Linked DNA regions of Mus musculus: region 1 is linked to region 2. Evidence: chromatin loops called from intact Hi-C (ENCODE). Cell type or tissue: left cerebral cortex. All regions are shown on one strand. Region 1 overlaps Herc2 (HECT and RLD domain containing E3 ubiquitin protein ligase 2). Region 2 overlaps Herc2 (HECT and RLD domain containing E3 ubiquitin protein ligase 2).

What was found. A loop is a pair of places that touch in the nucleus more often than their neighbours do. Peaks named below come from ENCODE experiments on the same cell type or tissue, not always from the same donor. Only the 100,000 strongest peaks of a DNase experiment are listed, where the experiment ranks them.
Region 1: it touches region 2 in a loop (2.3-fold over the local background); 4 of 42 quality-filtered maps call a loop at or near these places.

What each region holds. Positions count from the first base shown.
Region 1 is chr7:56,204,245-56,212,244 of GRCm38, reverse strand. Herc2 (HECT and RLD domain containing E3 ubiquitin protein ligase 2) reads right to left here. Exons shown (of 93, transcript NM_010418.2): 73 at 7,701-7,859; 74 at 7,493-7,611; 75 at 6,808-6,933; 76 at 6,222-6,377; 77 at 5,608-5,723; 78 at 5,319-5,517; 79 at 4,339-4,553. Among named protein-coding and RNA genes, the nearest start is that of Oca2, 32 kb to the left of the region's middle. In left cerebral cortex, no CTCF peak of the experiment used is centred here; no DNase peak of the experiment used is centred here.
Region 2 is chr7:56,151,274-56,159,273 of GRCm38, reverse strand. Herc2 (HECT and RLD domain containing E3 ubiquitin protein ligase 2) reads right to left here. Exons shown (of 93, transcript NM_010418.2): 39 at 6,650-6,831; 40 at 6,083-6,230; 41 at 5,812-6,008; 42 at 5,267-5,497; 43 at 4,121-4,259; 44 at 2,744-2,887; 45 at 2,272-2,414; 46 at 1,716-1,983; 47 at 1,490-1,626. Among named protein-coding and RNA genes, the nearest start is that of Oca2, 84 kb to the left of the region's middle. In left cerebral cortex, no CTCF peak of the experiment used is centred here; DNase peaks (open chromatin) are centred at 2,568 and 3,395.

The sequences.
Region 1 (8,000 bases), 53 kb before region 2:
CCCAATATTAAGAATTCTGGCATAAATGCCATTTGATCATATAGTATTATTCTTTTGTATACTATTGGATTTGATTTCTTAAGATTTTAAGAATTATTTTCTGAGTCTTGTTTTGATAAAGGTAAAGTCTTTAAAAAAAATAATGAGTTGGGGTATAAGGCTAGCTTGGTGGTTGAAAATTTGCTCAACATCCTTAAGGCCTCCAAACAAAAAGAACAAACAAACAAACAAAAAAATCCAAAATGGGTTTAGTGATACACACCTGCAATGTCAGGAGGCTGGGCAGGAAGATTATAGGTTTGAGGCCAGCCCAAGTAATTTTAAATAGCAAAATCCTGTCTCCCAAAACAAAAAGGTATCATGGAGACTTCTCCTTTCTCTTGAAGGTTTTGAAAAAATTAGGTTACATTACATCACAAATCACCAGCCATTTGGTTTGTGAAATGTATTTTCAAAAAATTAGTTTTTGAGTCTGTGGATTGTTGGGTTTTTGTTTTTGAGTTTGTCCAATTCTTCTAAAAAGTCATCTTTGTTGCTTTAAAGCTGTTTATTAAACTGTGATTTCTGCTGATTGAAACAGGGCCCAGCATGCAGTCCTCAAGTGCCCAGAGTTCACTATGTAACCCACAGGGCAGCCTGGCTAATCATGGGACCTCTATCCTGTCTCAGCCAAGTACCTTATTACAGAAAAACGCAATCACACTTGGTTGCTACTTCTAGGTTTTTTGTTTTCTCTTTTCTGTGGCAGATGTTTTGTTGTTTTAATTTTAAAGATCTATTTTATTTTGGTGGTCCTAGAGACCACCAGGCCTGAGGTAAGTAAGCTGGGAAGATGGTCTTAACCACTAAGCTACATCCCCAGCTTTACTTTGTGATCTTTTGATACCTGCCAATATGCACGAAAATACTTCATCTCCAAAATTCCTGTGACCTGAAATCTCTTCACCATCAGTCTTGATAGAAGTTTTGCTAACTGTGTTTACCTCCAAGAACCAGTCTTCCTCTCTATTTTCCTACTTTCTTCTTTCTGGCTTTTTGTATTAAGGATTCTGACCCTTTTTTCTGTTGAGTAGTCTGTCCTTCCTCCAACAGGAATTCCTATATGATGGTGTATACATCCTGAAGTTATGGTTTTGTACCAGTGTTGCTACTGTCTTTAAAAGACACTCTTCACATTGTAAGTTTCCTTCAAAGTACTGCTTTTGCTAGATCTCACACATGTTAGTAAATCAATTTCACGTTTGTTCTGTTTAAAATTATTTAGCATTTGATTTTTCACTCATTCTTTGATCTATCAGTTTTTCTGATGTTTTAATTGCTTTTCTACCTCTTGGCTAAGATTGAGTATAGAAATGTATTACTTGCTTTCCAAGTATTAGGGGATGATTTTCAGATTTGCTATTGATTTCCAATTTAATTTCCTTGTAGACAAGAGAATAAGCTTTGTATGAGCTTAAATCCTTTTGTTATGTAAAATCTGCTATTTTGCATAGTCTACATTTACATTTGTAGGTGTTCCATGTACACATGAAAGGATTAGTATTTTGTTTGTCACAGTATTCTCAAAATATTAATTAGGTCGTTTGTAGTTACCCAATTTTTAAAGTATTTCATACTTTTTTATCTATTACTAAAGGAAGATATTGAAAACCATGGCCATGGGGATTTGTCTCATTTACCCTTGCAGCTATAGCAGTTCTTACAAGTGTGCCTGTGAAAGGCCCTCAGAGGCCAGTGTTGGATTCCCTGGAACTGGAACTACAATGGTTGTGAGGCACTATGCGAATGCTAGGGATTAAACCTGGCTTTGATCTCTGCAAGAGCAGCCAGTGATTTTAACGGCTGAGCCATCCCTCTAGCTCCATAGTTGGAGCATATTATTTTTTCATCAGTGAGTACTAAGCTTACTACTTGCTCTGTGTTCTTGATGACCTGAAGAAGTACTTCATTATGAAGAAAACACTTTAGTCCCTGTCAATATTCTTTTCTGTGAACAATATTGTATACAATATTAACATAAATATTGTGGGTTTGTTTGTTTGAGACTAGTATTAGCATAGTACTCATTTTTTTTTTACTTTGGTTTATTTTGAGTGTGTACAGTGATCATGCACATGTGTGCGTATGGAGACCAAAGGACAATCTTAGGTGTTGATCCTCAGAGGACATCACCTTTTTGTGAGACAGCATCTCTCACTGACTTGAAACTTGTCCAGTTTGCTGGGCTGACTGGGCCACTGAGCGCCTTAGGGTTCTGACTGTCTCTGCCTCCTTGTATGCCACCATGCCTTTCTTTTTTTTTTTTTTTTTTTTTTTTTTAATTACGGGATCAGGGAGTCAAGCTCAGGCCCCCAAGACAAAACAGACGAAGCCATCTCCCCAGACCAGAGTCTGACTTCTGAGTGCTAAATCATTACACTGATATAAACATACTAGGTGTAAGATCTCACCTTGCTGTTTGTTTTCTAGATGACTACGTTTTCTGATGTCATACCTACTGCATTACTTTATTATAGTTTCTTACTCCTTTAAGTATGCCTTTAATGTGACCCGCTCCGACTCCTTTCGAAATCCTCCTGTCAGTCTACTTTGGTGCTATCTTTATATTCCTCCTCGTGTCTCTTTTGCTTGGGATTCTTTAAGTTACTGCACCTATGAGCTTATAGCTGTCAGTTTGGAGTTTCAGGTATTTTTAAAATCTCTCCTTTTCCTCCTTTAAATGTTCTAACTATGAATACCTTAAATATGGGATTGTCCCATAGTTCACTAGTGCTCTGTCAGCTGTATATTCCTTTTTTCCCTTGGCCTTTTCACTCTGGATATTTTCTATGGTTATGTCTTCCACTTCTCTGGTCTTTTTTTCTACAACATCTATTCAGGCATTAATTCCATAAAATTCATTTTTCCTTTCTGTGAACATATTCTTCATCTTTAAAATTTTGATTTAAATAATTTTTAGGCTCTATTTAACATGCTCAAGCTTTCACTTGTTTATTAACAACATGGTATGTGGTTAAAATAACATTCTATCACTGTGTCATTTCTGAACCAGTTTTGACTGACTAGCTTTTCTCCTCATATAGGTGTATCTCTTGTTTTTCTGCATACGTGCAATTTTTGAGTGGCTACAGATTCATTATAAAGTTTACCTTGATAAGGGTTTATTTATAGTCACAAAAATGATGGAACTTAACAAAATGATGGAACTTTGAGCTCTATTATTTAGAAAAATGGTTTCAGTTTTTAAGTTTTGGAAAAGGAATCATACTAGTAGTGTATGGTTCATTGTTTCTCCTGTTAATGGGCACGTATATATTTATTGGTATGAGTGTTTTGCTTGCATGTAAGTGGACAGTATGTGTGCAGTACTCACAAAGGTCATAACATCCTGGAACTGGAATTACAGATGGTCATCTAAGTCATCTCTCTAGTTTTTTGTTATTCCTTTCTGTATGAGGTTTCTGGGAGCTCTCTCTCTCTTCTCTGTGAGCACCAAGGAATGTTTCTTTCAATCATCTGGCTGTGAGCACCAAGGAACGTTTCTTTCAATCATCTGGCTGCTTTCTTAGGCTTTATATATGACTGCCTTACTGGGTTCCGGTCTCTGGGGTCTCTTTGTCCACACAGCTCTCTCTTCTGTGGTGCTCCGCAGAGTCTACCTCTTTTGACCTCCTTAGATTTCCAGTTCTCTCCTCTCTAAACTACAGGATTTTGTCACCAACTGCCAGGGTCTCTCCTTCCTACTCTATGACTTGGGAACTGTCTGATGATATACTGGAGAAACTTTCTGAACTAGCCGTGTTTGTTTCCTACTTCTAAGGAAATTCTATATTGCTGTCTGATACTCAGTGTCTTTTGGGCTGCTGTATATTTTGTCTGGCGTTTTTTAGTTAATTCTAAGATACATTTCCATTTCTACTTTGGGTAGTAGGTGCAATACATTTTTTTAAAAAACAATTGAGTCTGATTCTTTTGTTTGAAGAATAGTACCTTCTCTATTATTCATCCCATCTGTTCTATACTCATAGTTTTGGACATGTAATAATATCCAAAATGCCAATGTGATTCACTGGACAGGAACAAGATGAACAAAAGGATGCTTAGTATTCATAAAATCTGAAGTAAAAACCTCAAAACTTAATGTTTCCCTCCTAGTACAGGAGTCCTATGGGTAAGCCCATATACAGTGACATGTGAACCAATTTCTGACAAACAAGTCATGAACATTCCTGATCTGAGCAGGTTATTGCACATGTTCTAAACTACAAAGACCAATACAGTGTTTCAGCATTACAGCAAACCAAAGAGATCATTGAAACTGGTGTTTTCACACAATACCTTCTGTTGCCATGTCCCAACTTCCCATCTTCTGCCTCGCCCCAAGAGTAAACTTCGCCTTCTGAAGAGAGAGCAAGGCAATGCTTTCCTCCTGAGTTCACAGCAACTTTCTTAATGAACACATGCTGAATGGACTCCAGTAACGTTGGAGTAGACACTGACTCTGTCCCTCCAATCCCCAGCCTTCCACCAGCACCATAGCCAGTAGCATAGAGCTAAGATGAGAAAGCAGAAATATTCCTGTAGTTACCGCAAAGAATAAGCATTCAATACATTTACACCACAGAGAAAATTTTAACTTAAAGCCCCAAATCACAGGAAATTTTTAAGATGTTATATACTGTTTTGGTTTGGAGAAGTGTTTTCCAAATATCTATGTGTAAAAACTTTGGTTCCTAGGGTAGTGCTACTGAGAGAGAGTAAGATTTTTGAGACGTGAGGCCTTTTAGAAGAAAATCCTATGAGTTACCAGTGGCACAACCACAAAGACATAACTGGAGGACTGTGTTCCCTTCTCCCAACCAGTCCTGTACCCTGATTTCCAATTATAAGGATACAGCTCCCTTCCTCTTATCCAAAAGGAAAAAAAATATAAGCATGCAAATTGAAAAGGAATAAAAATTATAGATTATGGCTATCTGCAGAGATCCATGAGGTGCATTACAAAAAAATAAGACTGACAGGCAGTGTTTTAATTTTTAAAAGTAATACAGTTAATGGATGTAGTGTACTTCAAAATAAAAAAAAAGTAGTTAAAATATATCTAAATATTATACAGAAATGGCGCTACCATAATCATTCTTCAGATAGTACTTTAATAAAGTCCTTACACATACAAGAATCAAAAACAGCTTGTCACAACTTTTTCAACCCTAATGAAGCATATCTCTGTCTCTCTCTGTCTCTCTGTCACACACACACACACACACACACACACACACACACACACACACACACACACACACACACTGTACCCTTACCTTCCCATCAGCTGTCACAGCAAATAGTGTCTGCTCTCCTCCAATTAACTGCACAGGTCTGAGAGTCGCAAGTGCTTCACATGGAGTGGGAACTTTTACTTTTGCACCTTCAATTCCTCCAAGCTGTCCCCTATGATTATGCCCCCACCCATAAATGGTTCCACTACCACCAGCAGAAAGAGTCCAGTCATCTGGTCGCCTATAGCAAACATTAAAAGAAGATTTGATGTAAAGAACTTTGTGTAAAATCACTTATGTACAGCACTGTCTCTTAGTTCCGAAATAATACCTGTTCATCCACTGCACAAGTTGCTCATCTTGCTCTCTTTTAAAGATGCTGTGGCTTTCATGGAGAACATCCATACTTTCACTGTCTGCCATTAATTCACGAATCTTCTTAGCAACCTATGGAACATTATTATGAAATAATGAGTCAAACAAATAAGTTGGATGTGGTGATCCACACTTGCAATCCTAGCAAGGACAGCCTGGGCTACAGATCAGCCCAAGATACAGTGTGAGACCTGACTTACTCTTTGTCCTTGCAAAAGAAGAAAATCAGTTACAGTAAGAAGACAGGGGAATCTTTAAATGGTAATATGAAGTTACACCAACATCAACATGATTTTATACTTAGTACAAAAAAAATCAGTTTTATCATGTCAACTTTTAGATGGTAAAAAAAGAAAAGTCTATACCATATCACTATATCTTGGTTACTTTGCTGAAAATTAATGTTAATTGAAATTTACATGTTATAGTACCTGTTTTTATCTATAAGCTTCTTTATGGTAGGTATTGCTTAGCAAAACTTTGTCTTTATACATTGGCATCTTTTTCATCATACAGCTCAAAAGGAATTCCAAAAATTAGTTAATTAACACACACATACACACACATTACCTCATCAAGAAACAGACGAGGCAATGGTGTTCTTTTGTCCAGGGCCACAGCAACTCGGGAGGCCATGCAGTATCTTCGGAACCAAGCCCATTTATGGGTCTCTGCGCAGCAAGGGAGTGTGTCTAATTCCAGGTCACAAGCAAGAGCTACTAGCACCTGCAGTCAGCAAAAAATTGGAAACATGGGGAGTCTTAGAAACAAAGCTAATATTTGAGAGAAGGCCACTGGCTACCATCCTGAGCTATGAGAACCCTTGCTCCCAAGCTCCTCACTTTCTCAGAGTGAGTTTCTAGGAAGACAACAGCTTCAGAAGACACAGGGACTCAGACCAACAACAGTTAGGGCATCCACATCATACAATAACTAAGAACATCTGTGTATTTCAAAGCATGCTTTATATATATGCCTCTGGAATAAAGGCTTTGATCACATAACCACTTTCTGAGACATACTTCATACAGCCCTTCAGTGACACTAAGATCTGCTCCCAAATAGGTCTATGGCACAACACCTCCCATAACAGCTCTCAGTGGCTCTCCTACCCAAAGAGCTAGACAGGACCACTTTAAATATAAGTAAATACTACCTTAAAGAATGGACTATGGAGCAGCTGTTTGCCACCTCTCACAATAGGATCTTCATACTCAAACTGCCTCTGCAAAGCTTCTGGAAGGCCTTTCACCAAAGCAGCAAGGGCACTGCCTGTAAAACTCTTAAAAACAGCAAAACAATATTGAATTTCAGAAATCCAGAATGCAAGTGAGCCTCAGGGTTTTTTTGTTGCTATAAGTAAAGGAGTTTATATCCCCTAAAAAAAGGAAACGAGTATTTAAATTCTCAACTTGGGAAAGGGTGTGTCTATAGCGCAAAGAAAGTATCAACTTTCAGAATGTTTGGTCTTAGTTTTAGTTAGCCCCTCCCAGGGAACTTCCCTCTCTGGCGTACAAATCCAGCTCATCTCCAGTGGTTACAAAAAACTGGAATGGAATGTTCTCATTATAACACAATAAAAGGGATATGGCCAATGAGGCTTGTAAAATCTAACACAGACCTATATTCACAGGGGTCAATACACAGACTTTAAAAATTAGCCCAGCCTGAACTTAGCATATTCAGCAGCAAGGAAAAAAGAAAAAGGTCTAGATGTGACAAAGCTGCTTGATAGGTAGGCAGAATTCCCAATTCTCCAGGCTGGTTTAGAGGTTTTAATGATTATAGCAGCACATTTATCCTGAAAGGGTCATAGGTCTAGAAACCCTAATGCTTCATACCAAAGCTCTGGATTCCCCATCATTTTCTCCCAGCAGCCTGTTTATGTTAATTGACTGCCCAAATTCTGTGGTGAGCAGTCTCCTCAGTCTCTGAAGAGCCCACATTCTGTGGCTGGCAGCTGAAACAACACACAGGCAAAGTTTAGAATCTGGACTACCTTTGTCAAGTTAAGTATACAGACACGATGACCATGGACATCCCACTAACCTAGGGCGCTCAGCTGAGCACACGCAGCCAGAGAGGCAGCAAGGCGAGGGACGATGCTTCTGTTGGAGGTGAGATTGAGTCGGAAGTCCAAGAGACAGGTCACCAGGTCCATGGATGGACATGAGAGGACACAGCGATCCGAGAGGAGGTCCTTAGGGCCTGTGAAGAAGTCCTGCAAATGTCCCTATGTGATATGGTGGGGACCACCTCCTATGGACAAACTCACAACTCAACTCCCACTGGAACACAGAGTAAGGGAAGAACACAGCACTGCTATCCTAGAAGTCAAGCTTTTTGCTA
Region 2 (8,000 bases):
ACAGATGGATCTCTGTAACAGTTTGAGGCTATTCTGGTCTACATAGTTCCAGGCCAGCCATAGTAAATAGTAAGACCCTATTAAAAAAAAAGAAAGAAAGAAAGAAAAGAAAAACAAACAAACAAAAAACTCACGAAATCTATAGTATAAACAAATGCAGTAGGAAATACTGTGTTTTCTTTATAAAAATCTTTCTACCTTAATATCAATGGCACAGTATGCAAAATAAGTATTTATAAAAAAAAATTTATATACTATACCTTATCATATCATAGTGTTGTACATACATGTATGTATGTATACAACATGCATGCCTGGTGCCCAGAGAGAACTGTGATGGTTTGTATATTATTGGCCCAGGGAGTGGCACTATATGGACGTGTGGCCTTGTTGGAGTAGGTGTGTCACTGTGGGCATGGGCTTAAGACCCTCACCCTAGCTGCCTGGAAGTTAGTCTTCCACGAGCAGCCCTCAGATGAAGAACTCTCAGCTCCTCCTGCACTATGCCTGCCTGAATGCTGCCATGCTTCCACCTTGATGATAATGGACTGAACTTCTGAACCTGTAAGCCAGCCCTAATTAATGTCGTCCTTTATAAGATTTGCTTTGGTCATGGTATCTGTTCACAGCAGTAAAACCTTAACTAAGTCAAGGACAGATCAAATTATATATAGTTGTAGGCCACCATATGGGTTCAGAGAATGAAATCCAAGTTTCTACAAGAACAAGTGCTCTTAAGCACTTAGAAATCTATCTAGACTAAATGAATTTTAACAGTTCTCAATATCCAAAAATTTCCAAGCCTCTAAAATAAGAATTTTATAAAACAATTTTCTCAGGTCACAAATCAATATGTCACATAAAACATGATTTATTGCTTGCTTGGGTGGTTGTCTTTAGACTGGCTCTCACTATGTACCCCAGGCTAGTCTCCAACTCTTGATCCTATGCCTCAGTCTTCAAAGTGGTATTACAGTCATGCAACACCATGCCAGGTATTTTTTAAGACAGAGTGTAATACTTCCATGCTTCCAAGGCTAGTCAGAAACTGCTATATAATGGAGACCAGCCTTGAACTCATGATTCTCTTGCTATAGAGGGCCCAGAATGTTTATTTGTATTTTAACCAGACAATATCTAACTATATTGCTACGACCAGCTTTGAAGTCCCAGGGTCAAGCAATCTTCCTGCTTTCAGCTTCCAAGGTAACTGTGTCTACAAGAGGCATAATCTTCCAGTGTTTTCAGTATATTCTAAAAACTACCCAACATCACTAGATTGCTATACAATGGTTTATTTAAAAACTGAGAGAAATTTTAACGGAGAAAAGCTAATTATCTCAGCAGCAAAACAGGTAACTTTGCTATGTGTCTGGCAGAACTGTGGGTAAATCTCATAGAAAAGTTCACTGGTTCTTTTAAGAGATGGGAAGAAGTAGTATAGAAGAATCATCGTATAAGACAGACAGGACACGTGGAAGCTACTGACCACAGGGTAAGGGGTATCATCCACATCTTCTACCACCTCCTCGTCTGAATACTCGTCAGATAGTGTTTCTGCATCCGAGAACTCTGTAACCTGGACATCAGAGTGGTCTAGCAGCCACCCAACCAAGGCTTCCACACCTAGGAGCAAAAACACTCAGCTGGCATCAAGACCAATAGCACAATGTCAAACCCACAAGCAAGCAAGCATGGACAAGAAAAAGTTATACCAGGCAAACCAGATGCATTCCCAGAGGTGCCGGTGAGCGACTTCAGAGCAAACTCTATATTTTTCCTTGGAAATCCCATTTCCATGAGCTGCACTACAATAGGCAGAGCAGGGGCTGGGGACTGTCTGCGCTTCTTCGCCCTGGCAAGATGGATGTGCTGTACAGAGACTGGGGTTGTGGCCTCACTGGAGCTGCAGTCTTCACACCCTGGACTTGAAGGATGTGTGGATTCCACAGCCAAACACTGACAGAGAGCCAAAGCAGCAGCCTGGGCAGATAAGGAAGGTTTGTAGATGGTCTTCTATCTAATATCTATCTACTATCTACCATATAAGGAATTGTGAATGACCAACATCTTCTATGAGCTGCATTACAGGAAGCCCCAGATTCATGAGTGAGTCTCAAAATGAACTAATAAAACGTGTTAGAGACAGGAAAGCTAGGTAAGAGAATTGATAGTCAAATAACGCTGCTGACTGCTTCAGTAACTGCTAGTCAATTAGTCACTCACAACTAAGTACACTGAATTAAAACTGTCAAGATTAGACAAGTGTACCTCAAGTTCCTGTTTATCAAATATTGCCTTCACAGGAGATGGCTGAGTGGCTGAGGACAGTAACTGCTGAAGGAGGATCATGGGAGGCTGTGGCCCTTCAGGTGACATATCCCCAAGGTCAGGGGATGCAGCTGCTCCATCATCTGAATTTAAAAGCACAATTTAAACACTCTACTTTTCAACAACCAACATCTCTACTCTAGATAATGCACTGGCTTCCTGTACCATAGCTTACACAGCTAGGCATGAGAGTTCCACCTCACCCCGCAGATTCACAAATCTTTTAAGATGACAACTGCATTAACAGTTGGTGACTAGCAGTCAGGCCCCACAGCCTTGTGTGGGTGTAAGACACCCGTAATCTCCTTTTAAGACCTGATTATTCATATCTCTTGTATATTTTTTCTACTAGAGTATCTTCCTTTCTCTCAAATGTATTTAAAACATTTCTAAGAAAAAGAAAACAATATACCTGTCTGAAGAGTTCCAGTCCCCTGAACCGCGGGCTGAGATAGTATCTGCCTCAGCTTGTCTTGGTGGGAAAGCAGTGCCCGCCCTGCTTTCAGGATGTACAGCTTTAACTGCTGGCTCCGCAGCAGGTCCAAGTCTACTTGCCCTACGGAACAAAGGAACCCAGTAAGAACCTCAGATCCAGCTCAGGCTCTTCTTCACCGACCATGTCATCTCTGCAACATGAAGGCAGTGCCATGACCTTCAGGAGTGAACTGATCACCCACATCAGTGACATATTAGTGTCGTGAAGTAAACTCTTCTGATCCCTAGCTTCTTCCTTCAAAGCTCTAGCTAGCCGTCCTAACGAGCTGAGCAGGAAACGCGAACCACATAAACATACAGTGTCATCATTAAATATTTCCCAAATTTCTGAAACTCTAACCAGACACCAGTAAAACATTTTCTTATTTTCTTACAATAATCCTATGAGGGATTCTCTCAAATGCATCTAGTATAACTGGAGCCATTTCCCTAGAATGAGCTCTCTGGTCCAGTGATGTGAAGCCATGCCACACGTGTCTGACAGCAGACCAAGGAAGCCACCCGAGATGGTCTGTGCAGGGGAGGAATAGCTTTCCCCAGCAGGATATGCAGGAGGCCCAGGAGGCAGCACAGTAAGTGTAGGTTGAGAGAATGAAAACACCTAAATTTGGCCCATCTGGCAGTTGTTTGTTCACCATGATGAAAAAAATGGTGGCAGCTGCAAGAAAGTAGACTGAATTTGAGACAAACAGTTGTTTATATCCACGAGCCTGCCATTCAGAGTTGTGAACTGCAGAATTAAAGGTGTTTACCATCCTAAAAGCTGGAGCAACAATAACAAATATGGGGGAGTATGATCAAAGAGCAGACAGAATGAGGTGGGGGTTATGAGTGAAACCACAACTATTTCAATGGTATAAAAAGCAAGCAAAGAAACAATCTCAGAGATTAGCCAAGGGGCAGGAAAAGGAAAGTCATAAAGGTAGTATTCTAGACCCAAAGGGAAGAAAGCTTTAAGCAAGCTATCCACCATGCACAGAAACAAAGCCAAGAGAATCCAAAGACAAAGGGCTGACACCCATGGTGTCCTAAGCCAGAGATAGACAGAAAGTGAACGCAGTATCCTAAAAGTTTGCTTAAATTAAATTAAACACTGACAGTCAGAAGCACTGAGGTTCCAAATGTAAGGTCAAAGACAAAAACCTAAGAAGTATCTTATATTCCCTATATTATAGACTGATAAGCACTGAATCCACATGAACTCCAAGGTTTCAGCAGTCATATGAATGCACTCTGAGTAAAAGGCAAATGACGCCCGTTCTGACTACTTCACCACGGAGCACTATATACTCACCTGCAAAGGCCGGTTTTGCTGACTTCTTTGTTTTGTGCTTTTCCAATTTGCTTCCAGCAAGATTCACCAACTCAGCCCAGACAGAAAGCATAGGCTCCGTGAAAGGCAAATTGTTCACACTAAAGGCCACAGCAGGGAGCTGATGAGAGAGCACAGAAACCGTCAGAGTTGCTGGTGAGGTTAATGTATAGTCTGAGACGTATTAGAGCATGAACCCTAAATTTAAACACACAAACCCCAAGTCATGTCCATCTGAGAATAATTCTGAAAGATACCTCAGAATGATAAAGGTGTGTGTATATATATATATGTATATATATATATGTATGTATATATATATGATATAATCTATATTAATGTTTTCATAACCAGTTGTCAGTAATACATCAGGGTGACTGTTATAATCTAAGAAATTTTCTGTAAATTCGAAATTTTCTACATGTATTTATTCCTTTAATATAACCAAAACACTTATTTTATTAAAAATTGGTTAAATTGCACTTGGGTTACATCAAAATTATATAAATCTTCTCTACTGTCCCTAAGTCATAAGCTTATGCTACAGCAGCTAGTTAAGATATGGTATTCAACATAATTACAACACATTTTTCTAACTAAAGAAAAAATGTTTTTTTAGAAGTCATTTTTTAGAAATTTATTCAATAAAAATGTTTTAGAAACTCCTAAACTGCTAAAGTTACTGTAGAGAGAATAGCTTATGTATTGTATAGATGCATCACCTGTCAATTAAAAAGCCTATAGCCTATGGCTTAGGCAGGAAAGCGTGATGGTAGATTCAACTGGAAGATGTGACTAGAAAGTGATACGGTTAAGGTATTTGTAAGTGTATTTTGAGTCTGAGTCTTATTTCTGGGAGCACAAGGCTGGGAGGAAGAACTAGGGCCAAACTTCTACAAATTACCTTATAGATTGTTAATCCCTTTTTATGTCTAGGACGTTGAAAGTTCCCTGGCTGTATGCCCCCATGAGTCAGGCCTTTCTTGGGTGTATAAACTAGCACAAGAAGGAAAGAGGTAACTCTCCTGATTCTCATAGCTTCCAAGAAGGCGACATAAAGTAGAGGTTCTTCCAAGTTCTAATGTCACAAGCCAGTTTCACCCCTAATACTATGCACAAGCTATATACCGGTTTGAGCTGATTCAGTGGGCAAACTCGGCACATCCGCATGTCACAGAACTGCACGGTGATTCTGCCCTTCGGAGTGATGCGAGTCACTGTGCCCTCTCCAAACTCATCATGCATGACCTGGCCTCCCAGGCGCAGACGGCCATCAATCCCTCCAATGACAGCGAGGACTGCCATGAGGCCTCCCACTTCAAGGTTCTCAGAGTCTGGGAAGTAATCTTCTAGCTGGGCCTAGTGCAGGAGGGAAGGAAAGAGCAAGTAAGGACGAGGCGCACAGGCCTCCAAACTGCCTGCCTGGCCTTACGAGTCACTTTATCTCACTTACTAGTTATAAATTTATTTTAGGACAGAGTATTTCATTCCACTGTCCCAGGCTTGAAGGCTCAAGCAAACCTTTTTACATGACTGCCTTCTGGATTATAAACTTCTTCAATAATGATTTCCATTAAAATGCCCTTAAATGGTGAAACAAAAACACTTTGTGTTTTAAAAGATAATTTAAAAGCTAAAGTCCCACCGTGCTTATGTGAAAACATGAAACACACCCTTTCTGATGTCTTTCCGGCATAGCTTTGTGTGACAGAGCAAAGCTGGGAGTTAATGTATTTGTTGATGAGGCCATTCCACTGGGTCAGGGAGTGCAGAGTGCGGAGCAGCCCCACCACTTCTTCAGCCAGCGTGCTGCTGTGGGTGGCAGTCAAGGAAGCCTGGGGCCGGGCCCTCCGCTTTCTCAACGTGGATTCTGAAGCAGAGAGAAAAGCTGTGACGCACACTGCTCACTGAACAGAAGAAATGAGTAAAGGCACAGCCACTCACCTCTAAGTAACGGAACATCAGAAGAACAAGTAGTAAGCAAACTGCCCAAGAAGCCAAACAGCTTTTCCACAAGACACTTCATGTCCCGTGCCCTTTCTGTCTTGTCCCATGATGGAAGAACTGCTTGTAGCAAATGAACAGCTAAGATCTGATCAGAGACAACACAAAATGACAATTTTAAAAGACATTACACATTCTTACCTTCTTTCTACTTCCTTTAATAAATTAATGATGTACAACTTGATTCATTATTAATCAAGTTGGTTAATAGGCAGGATTAGCAGGAAATTTCAAATAAATGTAATTTGTTTAAGTGAAAATTGTTCTTTAAACTTAATTCTTGGCAACCACACTACTATTCCAATGGGGCAGAGAGCAAATAAGGCAATAAACTCACTAGCAACTTACAGGACTGCAGTAACCAAGAACCTCAGCAACCTAAGAAGCCAGAACAACTACTCAGTGCTACTCTCCATTCAGCATCAGTAAAGACGCCTGGTTACGAGGTCAGGGGCTTCCGTACTGCCCGGTCTCGCGATGAGCTGGGCTTTGCCAGCAGCACATTACCTGCCTCTGCAGGGAGGCAGCAGTGAACGGTGCGTGGCCTTCCACAACCTTCATGAGCAGTGTGATCCACCTTGGGGAGCTGAGAGCACCACAGGCCTGTGGGGTGAGGGCAATGCTGCGGACGAAGCCCAGTGTACACCAGCTCCGGTGCTGCTCCCGGGCCACCAGTCTGTCTGGAGGAGCTGCCAGAAGAGACAAGACAAGCTCAGGCCAAGTCGAGAAATAAAGCATTAGCACAACCCTCACATCTTACATAACCTGCTAATTCATTTTGGGCAATTGGCTAATTTCCAAGAGGACTATGTGAGAGCAGTAGAGGAAGGTTTTTAACTTAGCTCAACAAACAGTTCACAGCATTTATTTTTAACCTTTGAACTGAATGGAAATCAATTTAGTTAATCTATTTATACAGTTTCAAGGAAATAAAATCTATAATTCTAACATCAGTAATTAAGAATATGCTTCATGTGCCTCAAATGTCCCTATGATCTCATTTTGATCTGTGTGCTAAGATGTCTACTCCACGCTCACGAGCTCTGCACTGGAGGACTGAGAATGGACTTTACTCCGTTCTTTCTTAGGTAGCCAGAGCACATGATCCCTACTTTCACTTCTCTGATGCTGGGATGAGAGAGACATGCTATATTTCCAGTGAGAATGAAGTTTTCTGTTCCTTCTCGCTTCCCAGGACATGTCTATTCCGTCTCAAGCTAGGACATGTAGCCTGATATCTGAGTTCCAACAGGACTCTGCTGGGACCTTCCCAGATCCTACTGCAGCAATAGCAGCACCTTCCTCTGCCCCGTGCTGCCTTCCAACCCTCCAAGCTCACATAAGACATAGGCTCACACACTAACATTCACTCTCATACATTCACATATACTAAAGACTAAATCATAAACTACTCAAACATTCAAACATTCTCTGCCATGGTCACTCACATATACCCACACACTCTCTCCTATACTACCACTGTGATCACTAGTAGAATCAGAATGATATAATCTCCATTCATTACACATATACATATAGAACCTAAGATGCAAGCCCATACTTTTCATGTATATGCATCCCTCTCCCTCATACACATAAAATAAGACATGTTTAAACAACTACTTAGACAAACTCTAACATTCATACATGTCCACTTGCACTCACATCCACCTATGCACAGACATGTGCTCACTTTCTCCCGCATCACCAACCAAGCCTCCTCGCTGTGACACTCAAAATTCTGACCTTAACGCTCCTGTATACTTTTAAAATAGTGCAACCACAGAAATCACTGTCTGACACCAACACAATGCATGTGCTCACTTACATATATATGCACATGCAATCCCTGCTTCCA